Linked DNA regions of Homo sapiens: region 1 is linked to region 2. Evidence: read pairs that join two places in POLR2A ChIA-PET (ENCODE). Cell type or tissue: HepG2. All regions are shown on one strand. Links, peaks and the distances in the headings refer to the core of each region. The heading gives the core; the rest is flanking DNA.

Region 1 (8,381 bases), core at 263-8,262, 1.7 Mb after region 2:
AAATATAATGTATGAAGAGACAGGTATAAACATGTTCATAATACCATTATTAATATTTTGTCAAGTGGAAACAATCCAAATGTCAATCAACAAAGTATAAAATGTAGTACATTCACACAAAGTAATATTATAGTGCAATTAAAATTACAGTTTCAGAAAATAATGTGGATGAATCTTACAAATAATATGTGGGGCAAAAATATCTAGATACAAAATATATAATGCGTGGATCCATTTATATCAAACTCAAAAACAGGCATAACTAAATCAGAATAATGGTTACTTTGGGGAGCATGGAGAAGGTAGTGACTGATGGGGAAGGAGAGTGTTTGAAGTGCTGGCAATATTCTATTTCTTGTCTCAGTGGTCGTTACACAGGTCAGAGTTTATAATAACTTACTGAGCACTACTTTGTGTGCCTTTTCAGTATGTGTTATGCTTCAATATGAAAGATAAAATATATAAAATTTAGAAATAAAATCAGTTGAATCACACTAAAATTAGAGTACTTGAACTTCAGAAAGCAGTAACTTTTAAAGACTTATACTCATTAAAGTATCATAAAGAGCCAGTCATACTGAAGTGTGCCTGAAGTCCTAGCTATTTAGGAGGCAGAGGTGGGAAGATCACTTGAGCCCAGGAGTTCCAGGCTGCAGTGAGCTATGATTGCGCCACTATACTCCAGCCGGGACAACAGAGTGAGACTCTGTAAGAATGTGATTCTTTTGTAGTTCTTAAGTGTGATGACTGGGTGCTCACACACAAGAGGTGCCTCTCTCAAACCTTGTTATGACATCAGCATATGACCCATCTGATAAGAAAATAAATAAAATATAAAGAACAACTGGTATTGAATTCAATAAAAGCATAAAACTTTATACAATGGAAAATATTCAAATATATAAAAGAAAAAATATGACGGTGGAAATAGTTTCATCAAATGTAACAAGAATTAACATCACTACCATATATTCTCATGTCTAAGATACAGACGTCAAGAAAAATTGGCTTTGGGCTCTTGATAAAAATATTAAGTTCAATCTCACTACCAATCAAGACATATCAACTGAAACAAGATACCATTTTAACAGCAGTTAAACTGGAGGAAAACTGTGTAACTCCCTTCTGTAGGGAGTACTTTGTTCACAACCTCTGTGGCAGAAATACAATTTCCTTCCTTCCCACTTCTCCTTTTTAGAAAACTTTATTTCACAGCACTGGAAACAGTTGCTCAATGATCCACAAGAGAACAATGCTACTGTGATTCCTGAATTTCCGGTTTCTACCTCAGTAGGCCTCCTTAAGGCCTAACTGGGGTCTAAGGGATACCCAGCTCTATAACCTTCTACTACTAATAAATCTGTTTTGCTTAAGTTAATTTCTAGCAACCAAATGACCAATGAATATAACACCTTGATATAGCTTATCTCAGAAGCTGAAAACTGGCAATTCGGGTTGTTTTATCTAACCCACAAGGTGTTCTTCAAAAGTATAAATTAAATGTTAGAAATTATCCTTCCTCACTAGACTGTGACCAAGCTCCTAGAAAGCAAGGACTAACTTCATCATATTTATCTTTGTTTCCTCATTACTAGGCTTCAGGTCCAAAAATACTTGCTGAATGAACAAACTATGCCAATAAGTTTTCTATAAAACTCTATAGCTCTGACAACTGATTCATCTCAGAGAACAATAGACTAAAATCCCAGTTATTCCACTAAGAAAACAACAGTGACAACAGAGATTAAACGACATAAAAATACTCGCCCCCTTTGCCCAGTAAGCCAAATCTTTGAAATGTAAAAAACAAAAAGTAATTCACAGTTGTGATCATAGCACAGTACAGCCTTTCAACTTCTGGGCTCAAATGATCCTCCTGCCTCAGCCTCCCAAGTAGCTGGGACTACAGGCATGCTCCACTGCACCTGGCTTATGTTTTAACTATCACTATTATGTGTGGATATAATGATACTTTAGAATTTAAATGTTTTCCTCTCTGTTTATGTGGCAAAGAATAGGGACCAAATACTATCTGAATAAATGTTCCTTATAGCCACAGCATGCTTGACTTAGATGGTCTGTTTCTCCAGCCTGTTGAAGAACTGTAGCTCACAGATGTAGATTTCAAATGATATCCTAAATTGCTGCTTTCATCATCTTAGTGCCTGTAATTTTCTGTGGCTTTAGAATTGATCACATGTATGAGACGCAGTTATACCATTTAAGCATCAAGCACTAGATTTGGATTAGCAGTGTTTATACTTTGTATTGGTATGCAGTCATTCCTTTTTTTTTTTTGAGACAGAGTCTCACTCTGTCTCCCAGGCTGGAGTGCAATGGTGCAATCTCGGCTCACTGCAACATCCGCCTCCCAGGTTCAAGCGATTCTCCTGCCTCAGCCTCCCGAGTAGCTGGGATTTCAGGCGTGTGCCACCACGCCCGGCTAATTTTTTGTATTTTTACTTGAGATGGGGTTTCACCGTGTTAGCCTGGATGGTCTTGATCTCCTGACCTCATGATCCGCCCACCTCGGCCTCCCCAAGTGCTGCTATTACAGGCATGAGCCACCACACCCAGCAGCAGCTGCATACTGTAAAGCACTATATTGCAAATTTTGAAAGGGGCCTATATTGTGTTTTTTTGTGTGTTCTTATTAGTACCAAGGAGAAAGAGTGCTTTATGTGCACTAGGTGCCTAATAATGTGTGTATTACTATTAGTGGGAACATAGGCAGTGTGGTATAGGGATTAGAAGTGTGGACTTGGGTTGACATCCTTTTTTCAATCACTTCTCATCTGCGTGACTTTGGGCATGCTGTTTGTCATTGTTGCTCTTGGTGGTGTATTTTTTCTTTTGAGAGAAAGGCGAGACAAAAAACAAGCTAATATTATGGAGTCATTGCAAAGTAACTTTTAGGCAATGTTCCGTCATTTGTACATGTTTCCATATTGCACAGTTTTCCTACTTATTTTTTAAGTGAATGTATACAAGGCTGGGCACAGTGGCTCACACCTGGAATCCCAGCACTTTAGGAGGCCCAGAAGGGCAGATCACCTGAGGTCAGGCGTTCGAGACCAGCCTGGCCAACATGGTGACACCCCCTCTCTACCAAAAATACAAAAATTAGCTGGGCGTGGTGATGCATAGTAGTCCCAGCTACTCAGGAGGCTGAGATGTGAGAATCATTTGAACCCTGGAGGCAGAGGATGCAGTGAGCCGAGATCGTGCCACTACACTCCAGCCTGGGTAAGAGGGTGAGACTCTGTCTTAAAAAAAAAAAATATATATATATATATATATATGTGTGTGTGTGTGTGCGTGTGCGTGTGTGTGTATGTGCGATATATATATATATCACGTTGCTTTAGTTGATTTTGTTGATATGTATACCAAAACTTAATCTAGTTGTTGGTCTCATTTCTTGTCACTATATAATACTGTGGTAAATATTATGCAAATAGTCATTTTTCATCCTTTGAATTACTTTTCTTTTTTTTTTTTTTTTTTTTTTTTAACATTTCTAAGATTTTCCTTACTGGGAGTAAATAAATTGTATTTCTCTCTAGCCTGGACAACAGAGCAAGACCCTGTCTCTAAAAAAAAGGGTAGGGGCGGGCAGGGAGAAGCAGCAGCAGAAGAAGAAGAAAAGAAATTAAATAATCCATAGTGACTTGTTAAAGTGCCATGTATTTCTCATTCAATTTCACAACCTTGTGAAACCTTGTAGTTACTATTACTATCCCACCCTATCAAAAACAAAATCTACAGATAAGGCATTGAGAGGTTAAGTAACTTAGTATAATTAAGTGGCAAAACCCTTGAAACTATTATGTTATATTAACTTGTTATGTAATAATGTACTTTATACATGCTACCAACATCCAAAAGTATAATGCTGTCAACTAGGTCAGAGAAGTAGGAGACACTGGGAAGAAAAAGAAAGGAGGGGGAAGAGCTTGCAAAGGGGTGCCATTTATTAGCCTTTTGGTTTTGTTTTTTAAAACTATACAATAGACTGGGCACAATGGCTCAAGCCTGTAATCCCAACACTTTGGGAGGCAGAGGCAGGAGGACTGGTTGAGCCCAGGGGTTCAAGACCAGCCTGGGCAACATAGGGAGACCATGTCTCCACAAAAAGTTAAAAAATCAGCAGGATATGGTGGCGTGCACCTGTAGTCCCAGCTACTTGGGAGGCTGAGATGAAGAAGTATGCTTGAGCCCAGGAGTTGGAGGCTGCAGTGAGCCGTGATCATGTCACTGTGCTCCAGCCTGGGTGACAAAGTGAGACCTTGTCTCAAGAAAAAGGAAAAAGAAAAAGAAAGAAAGAAAGAACAAACGAACGAACGAAAGACTGTATAATAAAAATTTTTAAATGAAAATAAAAAATAGCCAGATAAAATATAATGAAACATTTGATAAACTGCATTAGATATTTGCTCAGTGTCAAGTCTGCAACCCTGTGATTAAGTGCAAGGCATGTGTTAATATTTAAGCCCAGTACAGTATTTCTAAGATGAGTTGAACCCTACCTGGTTCAAAAGTACATGCTCACCTCATGCCTGCTGTTGGTATATGAGCTAAGTACACGTATCCTTCAAAAAAATAATCTGGCAACATTTACCGAAAGCCCTAAAATTGTTTTATACTCTGCTCTCGTAATTCCATGACTGAAAATCTAGTATTTAAAAAAAAGGAGGCTTTTACTCAGTTACTGTATCATTATCTATGACAGTTATAAAGTTAAAATTAAAAAGACATAACCTAAATGATTCGCTATAGTTGTTTTTTGCTCATTATCATCCCTTCCTCAGGAAAACTACACCTCATCCAATTCATGTCATCTCAAGGGGACTGTCAATCCTGGCTTTCTGTGGGTTCCCCAACTCACCCTAACCACAGCCACCACAGTGGCTACCCTTGCTGTAGCTCATCTCCCAGGTTCCAATGATTGGTTAAGGAACTGACAATCAGAATTGATTACCAACAACACAACTGACATGTGGACATCAGGAAAGAGAAGCTGTCTTTCAAGTGTGGTTGCTAAGCTAAAGGTATATGTCTGGGGCTCCAGAAGCAAGAGGCTAGAAAAACCCAGAAAGGAGACAAAGAAACCCAATGACATTACTTGCAACCTTGGATCTAGCTGTTTCCAAAGCCATTCCATCACCCTCCACATACAATACCCAGTATGTGAACCAATACACTCATTTTTTAACTTAACAAAGTCGTGTTGTTATTACGTGTAACCAAAGGATTCATGACTAACATCCTACCTAAAGAAGAGTAGTTAACCAATTATAGTGCATCCATTCAAGGAAATAACATTGACAGAATAGTGTAACTGTTAAGAGCATGTACTCAGCCCAGTCTGAATCCTGGCTCTGCTAAATATTCTCTATGTGTGCCTGGGTACATTCCTTTTTTTTTTTTAGACAAGGCCTCACTCTGTTGCCCTGGCTGGAGTGTAGTGGCGTAATCACGGCTCACTGCAGCCTCAACCTCCTGGGCTCAGGCGATCCACCTCAGCCTCCCAACTAGCTGCAACTACAGGCGTGCACCACAATGCCCGGCTAATTTTTGTATATTTTTGTAGAGACAGGGTTTCACCATGTTGTCCAGGCTGGTCTCGAACTCCTGCGCTCAAGCCATCTGCCCACCTCAGCCTCCCTAAATGCCGGGATTACAGGCATGAGCCACTGTGCCTGGCCCTTGGATACATTACTTAACTTCTCTATGCCTCAATTTCCTCATCTATAAAGTCGGGATAATAACAGGACTTCATGTGATTGTTAGGAGAAGCAAATGAATTACTATTTACAAATGCCGGGAATAGTGTCCAGCATTAATAAATATGTGTATCTTTTTTTTTTTTTTTTTTTTTTGAGACGGAGTCTTGCTCTGTCGCCCAGGCTGGAGTGCAGTGGCGCCATCTCAGCTCACTGCAAGCTCTGCCTCCCAGGTTCACACCATTCTCCCGCCTCAGCCTCCCGAGTAGCTGGGACTACAGGCGCCCACCACCACGCCCAGCTAATTTTTTTGTATTTTTAGTAGAGACAGGGTTTCACCGTGTTAGCCAGGATGGTCTCGATCTCCTGACCTCGTGATCCGCCCGCCTCAGCCTCCCAAAGTGCTGGGATTACAGGCGTGAGCCACCGCGCCCAGCCATGTGTATCTTTAAGTAAATGAAATAAGTATCTTTAAGTAAATGAAATAAGTAACAGAGTAGTATACAAAGTTGAACTAAACTACATATTTACACAGATGTTTAAAAGAAATCGGCAAGGAAAAGGGAAATTTTATATTTTTTATGAGGCAAATATACAGTATCAAAAAAGGAAAAAAGTAAAACATGTCTCTGGTCTTAGGAGACAGGATGAGTATGATTAGCCTCACACAAACCCCTCTGACCTTCACCAGAGGAACTACATTCATCCTCAGATAGGAAGCACTTACCTAAGTGTCCAGTGGGGAATCATGAAGTCACACAACTTATCATATTAACAGCAAGAATTTAAACCTAGTAGTTTATTTACTCCAGCTAATTAGTTTTCAAGGAAAAGCACAAATTTATGAGTATAACCAATTCTTAACAATCCACATAGATGAAGAGGAAAAAATATTTTAAGTCATCCCCCCAAAATACTTATATTTGGCTAATGAATCTATGTAGAATATAATCACTTTTATTTAAATACAGGTTAAATTGCCTTCTTGAAATTCATTAAATTTCAGACCTAATGATGAAGCCACATTGGAAAAATTTAATTCAAGTTTGACAACCTACCACCTGGATCTGCTCTGCTCTGCATATCTTTCCACTCCATGACTGATAAATTCCTATCAATCCATTCAAATCCTGCCTCTCAATTAGGTTTGCTATATAATACATGCTACCAAAGGTTTTGTTATTGTTGTTGTTGTTGTTGTTGTTAGCAATAAAAGAATTAAAACTAAGTATTTTTTTAAAATACTTTTTTACAGATTAGCTAGACTGCACATCCTCTTCCCCTTGCCCATACTGAATACTATTAACAGAGTCAAAGATCTGCCACTAAAGCATTATAATTTAGTTTAAAGCCTTGTCCATCAGGTTATAAAGCCTCCACAATAAATAGACTGCTCCGATACTGACAGTGGGAAGTTTTTTGTTCAAATTCTAGTATTTACTTGTTATGGCTCCAGTGGGTTTATGAGGCCAAAATATCAAGATAAATGGAATTACAAATTAGATTATCTAACATGGAAATAAAATTTTTCATTGATGTATCTCTAACATTTTCCATGAATGGACAAAACTTATCTTAAAAAAATGAAGTGTAGGATTTGCACAGCTGGTACAGCTTTCTAAATTGGGTTGTTTGGTTGGGGTTTTTGTATTTTTTTAAATCTTATCTTCACACGTGTATAAAAACTCATGCAAAAAAAAGTTAACAAAAGTTTAGAAGTAAAATGAATAAGCCTGGAAGTCTGATTAGTAAGTTAAAATCTGCTTAGGAAAAACTACTAAAATACTAAAAACCAAATTTTCATATTTTAGGCAATATATCCTAGTGATTAAAATACACCAACTTGGTTCAAATCCCCATCATGTACTACTCTAGGTCACACTGGTAAGTCACTTTACTTCTCTGTGCTTCAGTTTTCTCATCTGAAGATGGGAATAACAACTGTATGTAACTCAGAGTTATGAGATATAAGAATTAACATGTGCGAACACAATAAACTTTAGCTATTACTGTTACTGTTATCCATATCACCCTCTAAAATATAGTTCACTTAAGAATTACTAAAATAAGCATCTTCCTGGGTCTGAAATATGTGCATACCATGATATATAGAGAGATGATGTATGTGAAACAGTCCTTTGACAAAACTTTTAGTTGAGTGCCAACTCTGTAGAGGATGTCCTCCTGTGCACTGAAAATACGAAAATGAACAAAATATAGTCTCTGAATTCAAGACCTTTCTGTCTAGTAGACAATATAAATAAAACTATAATAAAAGTAGCATGATGCAGATGCTATGGAAACAGACAATCCTGTGAGACACTAAACAACACAGGCACTTAACTAGGGGCAGACACAGGGGTCCCAGATAAAATAAACTCCAGCAATATTTTCTGAGGAACAATCACCTACTTACTTCACTTCCGGGTATCACACTGTTATTTACGCAATTTATATTATTAATATATTAATAAGTGTTTTACAAAAAACAAGACTACCTATCACACTACTTACCATGCTCATAAACTTAAATACCCTTTGGTATTAATGAAGATGTTTTCTTTTTTCTTTTTTGAGACAGGGTGTCACTGTGTTGCCCAGGCTGGAGTGCAGTGGCATGATCATAGCTCACTGCATCAACTGCAGTCTTGAACT
Region 2 (8,381 bases), core at 238-8,237:
CACTGTTCTAGGTCCTGATTACGGCAGTAGTTACACAAATCTATACATGTGTTAAGACTCATAGAATTGCACACTAAAAATGTCCCTTTTACTATATGTTAATTTTTTAACTATGTAAATATTTTAAAGATAGGACAGTTTTTGTTGAATACAGCTCAGCCGTGCCAAAAGTATGACTTAACCATCAAAAGAAACAGCTTGAGATGCATTAATGGAAGTATTCAATCCAGAACAAACAAAGCTACAGACCCACTGGACTCTAAAGTAGCCAGACTGCATCTATAATATTGTGTTTTATTTGGGACATTGATAAAAATCAACAGCATCTAAAGGAAGGTGACCAAGATGATTAGAGGATGATAGAAAGGATTAGGACTATTTAGCCTGGAGAAGAGAAGGAATGACATGGTAACTCTCCTACTATATTAGAAAAATGTCCAAGTAGTTTACTGAGGCCTATTCTGTGTTACTCTTGAGGGAAAAAACTGTGTCCCCCAGGGAGTAGTTACAAGAAGGCAGATCTCAAACCACTATACAGGAAAGCTTTCTATCAAGTTGAGAATAAATAAAACGACCTGCCTAGATAAGCAGTGAGCCTCTCGTCATTGGCTGGAAATCACTGAAAATGTTCAAGCAGACGTTAAATAACCATCTATCAAGGTTATTGTCAAAGGGATTACTTCACTGAGTAGGAGAATGATCTATTTAACCTCTAAGGTCTCCTGCAACTCCATCTCCTGTATTCTGTTATAAATGATGCTCTAAATCACCCTTACCCTATGTGTATCTCCAACTCCCTACACCTCATTACAGTGTATACAGGGCTCACAAAATCCCCATGGACTCCTGCTAACACTGACTGTCTTAAGACAGCCTTCATGGCTGCTTTAATGATTTCCAGCCAGCAATGGGGGAGAAGATATGCTGAAGAACATGGGAAAAAAACTAAAATTTCTGTAGAGAATGGATAGATAACTTTTAACCAGGATATATAGAAAATTTTTGACTCTGCTCTGTTTGATAAGTTATTGTATCAGATCCAAAATGAACTACTACGAGCCTTAAGACCTATTTCGACTTCCCTGTTCTGGCCCCTGCTCTAGTCTAGACGAGGAAACTGGGAAGCCCCATGTCCTGAAAGTTACCATATGCAAAATAATTCCCATATTCTTTCCTACTCTTTTCAGTTCTTTAAATATCACTCTTTATATTTTCCTCTCTAGTTTTCTCAGTGAATTATCTAGGCCCGGATCTTTCAAAAGTCTAACTACAAATTAGGATGAGAGGGACTAGTTAAGGTTACAGTGGACTGGATCAGGGCAGGCAAGAGGGTTAGCTTCAAGCTAACAAAAATTGGAACAAGGGGATGGCTGTGGAGATTAGTTTTCTCTGGCAGGACATGAGTCAGGGAAACTGATAAGGATTTGGATATCTGAATTTGGAAGGGCAATATTTAAAGCAGTTGATCAGGCACAGGATAGACATGATTTCAATCAGAGGTTCTGTGTCACCCCAATGCTTCTAAGAGAGATGAGTTGAACTGCCCACGTCCATGACCATCATGATGCCTTTCCGCATCAGAGCCCATGGGCCTACCTGGTTGACCCCATCCTCTTGTTGAAATTCGATTACAAATTATTTATATCATCAGATGCAACTTTACTCTTTTCAGGGTGTTAATGAAGTTATTATAGTTCCCTTTATCAAGTCCATTATTGAATTTAAGTCTGTTTGGCAGACAAAAGTAGTCTATGATATTAGAAGTCAGATTACTTATTGCAGCAGGTAATCACTGCAAGCTAGCATAGGAGGTTTCTGGAGTGTTGGTCATGTATCTTGATCTAGCTGCATTCAATTTGAAAATTCTGGTTTTTATGGTTTTTACACTTTTCTGTATTTACGTTATGCTTCAATAAAAATGTTCCAAAGATAAGAAAAAGCCGGGCTGGGCACGGTGGCTCACACCTGTAATCCCATCACTTTGTGAGGCCGAGGCGGGTGGATCACCTGAGGTCAGGAGTTCAAGACCAGCCTGGCCAACATAGTGAAACCCCGTCTCTACTAAAAAAAAGAAAATACAAATATTCAGCTGGGCATGGTGGCAGGTGCCTGTAATCCCAGCTACAATGGAGGCTGAGGCTGGAGAATTTCTTGAACCCGGGAGGCGGAGGTTGCAGTGAGCCGAGGTCATGCTACTGCACTCCAGCCTGGGCAACAAGAGCGAAACTCTGTCTCAAAAAAAAAAAGAAAAAAAAGAAAAAAGTAAAAGCCTTGGGCAGAGGCCTCCTGACACCATCTAGGTAGTGGGCAGCCAGCAATGCAATATGTAGACCTCAGCCTTCTTTCTTTCTTTTCCTGTGTGTGTGCACATCTCACACCAGCTCATTCAAATCTACACACACCCAGATACAAACAAGATCTGTTCAGAGGCTGGAGAAGCCAGAAAGGATGCTCCAAAGGGATATATCTGCCTTCTCTTCCCAACTCTGACCCAGGTGAGAATCCAGGGGTTGGCAGATGCCATGCTATAGAACAGGATTTAATATTCTGTTCCTCAGTGTTAGAAAGGCCGTCCTCATTCTCTCAGGAGAAATCCAGGTCCTCTGAGGTAGAGAAATAAGGCAACTTTAAACATCAGTTAACTAATAATACATATGTGTATATCTAGCAAAAAGGAAAGAATACATTAAAATGTCAACAGTTACTTCTGCTGAGTGATAGGATTAATTGAATTTTTTCTTTAGACTTTTCTCATTTCACTTTTATGTTTTGTATGTGATCATGTATTGTTTTAAAAAACATATAAGTGCTATAGTTAAAATTCTTTTTTTGTTTGTTTGGTTCTTTTTTTTGAGACAGAGTCTTGATCTATCGCCTAGGCTGGAGTGCAGTGGCGCGATCTCAGCTCACTTCAACCTCCACCTCCGGGTTCAAACAATTCTCCTGCCTCAGCCTCCTGAGTAGCTGGGATTACAGGCATGTGCCACCATGCCTGCCAATTTTCGTATTTTTGGTAGAGACGGGGTTTCAGTATGTTGGCCAGGCTGGTCTCGAACTCCTGACCTTGTGATCTGCCCGCCTCAGCCTCCCAAAGTGTTGGGATTATGGGCATGAGCCACTGTGCCCGGCTATAGTTAAAATTCTTATGTTCGTATAGGCCATTATTATTTTCAAACATAAGCATAAATTTTCCCAGTGGATTCTTTGTATACTTTGAATACAAGTTCTTTATCATATGTGTTTTGCAAATATTTTTTCTTAGTCTGTGTCTTGTCTTTCCATACTCTAAACAGTATCTTTTGCAGAGCAGAAGTTTTAAATTTTAATAAAATCCCACAAACCACTTTTTTCTTTCATGGATTGTACTTTTGGTGTTGCATCGAAAAACTCATCCCTACCAATTGATTCTCTGATATTATTCTCTGATATAATTGTGTTTATATCAGAGAAATAATTCTCTGATATTACTTATCTCCATTTTGCAGATGAAAAAACCAAGACTCAAAGATTAACTAACTTGACTTAGCTCAGACCTGCAGCAAGTAATAGATTTGGGACTGATTTATATTCCATTGCTTTTTCCACTATATGATGTTGCAATGCTATCTGATCCTATTATTCTTGCTTTTGTTTTCTTTGCTTTTCTTTCGTTTTTTCTTTTCTCTTTTAAAGTTGTTTTTGGCTGAGTGTGGTGGCTCAAGCCTATCATCTCAGCACTTTGGGAGGCCGAGGCAGGTGGATCACCTGAGGTCAGGTGTTCAAGACCAGCCTGGCCAACATGGCGAAATCCCATCTCTACTAAAAATACAAAAAAATTAGCCAAAATACAAAAAATTAGCCCAGCATGGTGACGGTGCCTGTAGTCCCAGCTACTCGGGAGGCTGAGACTGGAGAATCGCTTGAACCTGGGAGTCAGAGGTTGCAGTGAGCCGAGATTGCGCCACTGCACTCTAGCCTGGGTGACAGAGCGAGACTTAAGTGCTGGGATTACAGGCGTGAGCCACCATGCCCAGCCACAAAGTTGTTTTTAACATAGGATGAGCATGGTTTGCTAGAAGAAATGGCAGCTTCCAGAGAAAAAGACATTGATGAAGCTAATCCAAAGTCTATCATAACGGCATTGTTAGAAACATGCTCTAAGGTAGCAATGCTAAGGATTGTGAGAGTCCGGGGAACCAGAGGAGCATGTTATAAAAACAAGAGCTCGTTTCCCTAGACATACACATACACACAACATTTTCCATACAATTTTAGGGGTTCTGAATGTGATGGCTGCTCTTCGACACAAAATATATGCAGAATTAATTCCCCAGGTTATCTAGGGAAAATATAAAATAATGTAAGAAAATAATACCTATAAAAGCAACATCATAATTCCTGTAAATAATGAGCATTCCCTAAATTCTCTGAATTTAATGCAAAGTCTGATTAATTTGGTTCATAGTAATTTTTGTCTTCAAGTAGAGAATCCATACCCACTCTGCTTAATAGCCTCTATTCTATAAATTGGCCACAGGATGTCACTGTTGTTCTAAGGAAAAACTTGAACAGCCTACCACTCCCACAACTTCCACCTCCCACCCCTACCCCCACCCACAGTTCCCAACCTCCTTAATATAAAAGGACTAAGTAATGCCTGGGTGATGAGGAAGGGAGTGAATGAGAACATTACCTTTGCATCCCAAGAGCTTTGTTTTAGGGAAAAAAAAAAAAAAAAAAAAAGGCCAGGCACAGTAGCTCATGCCTATAATCCCAGCTCTTTGAGAGGACCAGGCGGGAGGATCACTTGAACCCAGGAGTTGGAGACCACCCTAGCAACATATTCAGATCCTCTCTACAAAAAAATTAAAAATTAGCCAGGTGTGGTGTCATGCACCTGTAGTCCCAGCTACTCAGGAGGCTGAGATGGGAGGATTGCTTAAACCCACAAAAATCAAGGCTTCAGTGAGTCATGATGGCCTCCACTGCACTCCAGCCTCGATGACAGGGCAAGACCTTGTCTCAAAATAATAATAATAAATGTAAAATGGGGGTGGAGCCAAGATGGCCGAACAGGAACAGCTCCAGTCTACAGCTCCAAGCATGAGCGATGCAGAAGATGGGTGATTTCTGCATTTCCAACTGAGGTACCGGGTTCATCTCACTGGGGAGTACCGGACAGTGGGTGCAGGATAGTGGGTGCAGCGCACCAAGCATGAGCCGAAGCAGGGCGAGGCATCACCTCACCTGGTAAGCACAAGGGGTCAGGGAATTCCCTTTCCTAGTCAAAGAAAGGGGTGACAGATGGCACCTGCAAAATCGGGTCAGTCCCACCCTAATACTGCGCTTTTCCAACAGGCTTAACAAACAGCACACCAGGAGATTATATCCTGCACATGGCTCAGAGGGTCCTAAGCCCACGGAGCCTCGCTCATTGCTAGCACAACAGTCTGAGATCAAACTGCAAGGCAGCAGCGAGGCTGGGGGAGGGGCGCCTGCCATAGCTGAGGCTTGAGTAGGTAAACAAAGCAGCTGGGAAGCTCGAACTGGGTGGAGCCCACCACAGCTCAAGGAGGCCTGTCTGCCGATGTAGGCTCCACCTCTGGGGGCAGGGCACAGACAAACCAAAGGCAGCAGTAACCTCTGCAGACTTAAATGTCCCTGTCTGACAGCTTTGAAGAGAGTAGTGGTTCTCCCAGCACGCAGCTTGAGATCTGAGAATGGGCAGACAGCCTCCTCAAGTGGGTCCCTGACCCCAAGTAGCCTAACTGGGAGGCACCGCCCAGTAGGGGCGGACTGACATCTCACATGGCCAAATACTCCTCTGAGACAAAACTTCCAGAGGAACGATCAGGCAGCAGCATTTGTGGTTCACCAATATCCGCTGTTCTGCAGCCACTGCTGCTGATACCCAGGTAAACAGGGTCTGGAGTGGACCTCCAGAAAACTCCAACAGACCTGCAGCTCAGGGTCCTGACTGTTAGAAGGAAAACTAACAAACAGAAAGGACATTCACACCAAAACCCATTTGTACGTCTCCATCATCAAAGGCCAAAGGTAGATAAAACCACAAAGATGCGGACAAAACAGAACAGAAAAACCAGAAACTCTAAAAATCAGAGTGCCTCTCCTCCTCCAAAGGAACGCAGCTCCTTACCAGCAATGAAACAAAGCTGGATGGAGAATGACTTTGACAAGTTGAGAGAGGAAGGCTTCAGAAGATCAAACTACTCCGAGCTAAAGGAGGAAATTCAAACCAATGGCAAAGAAGTTAAAAACCTTGAAAAAAAATTAGACAAATGGCTAACTAGAATCACCAATGCAGAGAAGTCATTAAAGGAACTGATGGAGCTGAAAACCACGGCACGAGAACTACGTAACAAATGCACAAGCCTCAGTAGCCAATGTGATCAACTGGAAGAAAGGGTATCAGCAATGGAAGATGAAATGAATGAAATGAAGCAAGAAGAGAAGTTTAGAGAAAAAAGAATAAAAAGAAAAAAACAAAGCCTCCAAGAAATATGGGACTATGTGAAAAGACCAAATCTACGTCTGATTGGTGTACCTGAAAGTGACAGGGAGAATGGAACCAAGTTGGAAAACACTCTGCAGGATATTATCCAGGAGAACTTCCCCAATCTAGCAAGGCAGGCCAACATTCACATTCAGGAAATACAGAGAACACCACAAAGATACTCCTCGAGAAGAGCAACTCCAAGACACATAATTGTCAGATTCAACAAAGTTGAAATGAAGGAAAAAATGTTAAGGGCAGCCAGAGAGAAAGGTCAGGTTACCCACAAATGGAAGCCCATCAGACTAACAGCTGATCTCTCAGTAGAAACTCTACAAGCCAGAAGAGAGTGGGGGCCAATATTCAACATTCTTAAAGAAAAGAATTTACAACCCAGAATTTCATATCCAGCCAAACTCAGCTTCATAAGTGAAGGACAAATAAAATACTTTACAGACAAGCAAATGCTGAGAGATTTTGTCACCACCAGGTCTGCCCTAAAAGAGCTCCTGAAGGAAGCACAAACATGGAAAGGAACAACCGGTACCAGGCACTGCAAAAACATGCCAAATTGTAAAGACCATCGAGGCTAGGAAGAAACTGCATCAACTAACGAGCAAAATAACCAGCTAACATCATAATGACAGGATCAAATTCACACATAACAATATTAGCCTTAAATGTAAATGGGCTAAATGCTCCAATTAAAAGACACAGACTGGCAAATTGGATAAAGAGTCAAGACCCATCAGTGTGCTGTATTCAGGAAACCCATCTCACGTGCAGAGACACACATAGGCTCAAAATAAAGGGATGGAGGAAGATCTACCAAGCAAATGGAAAACAAAAAAAGGCAGGGGTTGCAATCCTAGTCTCGGATAAAACAGATTTTAAACCAACAAAGATCAAAAGAGACAAAGAAGGCCATTACATAATGGTAAAGGGATCAATTCAACAAGAAGAGCTAACTATCCTAAATATATATGCACCCAATACAGGAGCACCCAGATTCATAAAGCACATTAGTGACCTACAAAGACACTTAGACTCCCACACAATAATAATAGGAGACTTTAACACCCCATTGTCAACATTAGACAGATCAATGAGACAGAAAGTTAACAAGGATATCCAGGAATTGAACTGAGCTCTGCACCAAGCAGACCTAATAGACATCTACAGAACTCTCCACCCCAAATCAACAGAATATACATTCTTTTCAGCACCACACCACACCTATTCCAAAATTGACCACATAGTTGGAAGTAAAACTCTCCTCAGCAAATGTAAAAGAACAGAAATTATAACAAACTCTCTCTCAGACCACAGGGCAATCAAACTAGAACTCAGGATTCAGAAACTCACTCAAAACCGCTCAACTACATGGAAACTGAACAACCTGCTCCTGAATGACTACTGGGTACATAACGAAATGAAGGCAGAAATAAAGATGTTCTTTGAAACCAACGAGAACAAAGACACAACATACCAGAATCTCTGGGACACATTCAAAGCAGTGTGTAGAGGGAAATTTATAGCACTAAATGCCCACAAGAGAAAGCAGGAAAGATCTAAAATTGACATCCTAACATCACAATTAAAAGAACCAGAGAAGCAAGAGCAAACACATTCAAAAGCTAGCAGAAGGCAAGAAATAACTAAGATCAGAGCAGAACTGAAGGAAATAGAGACACAAAAAACTCTTCAAAAAATCAATGAATCCAGGAGCTGGTTTTTTGAAAAGATCAACAAAATTGATAGACCACTAGCAAGACTAATTAAGAAGAAAAGAGAGAAGAATCAAATAGATGCAATAAAAAATGACAAAGGGGATATCACCACCCATCCCACAGAAATACAAACTACCATCAGAGAATACTATAAACAC

Evidence for each region. Peaks named below come from ENCODE experiments on the same cell type or tissue, not always from the same donor. Only the 100,000 strongest peaks of a DNase experiment are listed, where the experiment ranks them.
Region 1: POLR2A ChIA-PET joins it to region 2 with 5 read pairs; 1 of 35 experiments calls an interaction of 5 or more read pairs at or near these places.

What each region holds. Positions count from the first base shown.
Region 1 is chr2:171,145,611-171,153,991 of GRCh38, forward strand. All of the region lies in intron 1 of TLK1 (tousled like kinase 1), which reads right to left. It also overlaps the pseudogene LOC124906168. Among named protein-coding and RNA genes, the nearest start is that of TLK1, 11 kb to the right of the region's middle. In HepG2, for the core only: no CTCF peak of the experiment used is centred there; DNase peaks (open chromatin) are centred at 4,531 and 5,451; H3K4me3 peaks cover 679 bases.
Region 2 is chr2:169,447,754-169,456,134 of GRCh38, forward strand. No RefSeq gene overlaps it. Among named protein-coding and RNA genes, the nearest start is that of BBS5, 28 kb to the right of the region's middle. RefSeq lists a silencer at 3,799-3,954. In HepG2, for the core only: a CTCF peak has its summit at 4,529 (motif pointing right); a DNase peak (open chromatin) is centred at 4,528; H3K27me3 peaks cover 519 bases.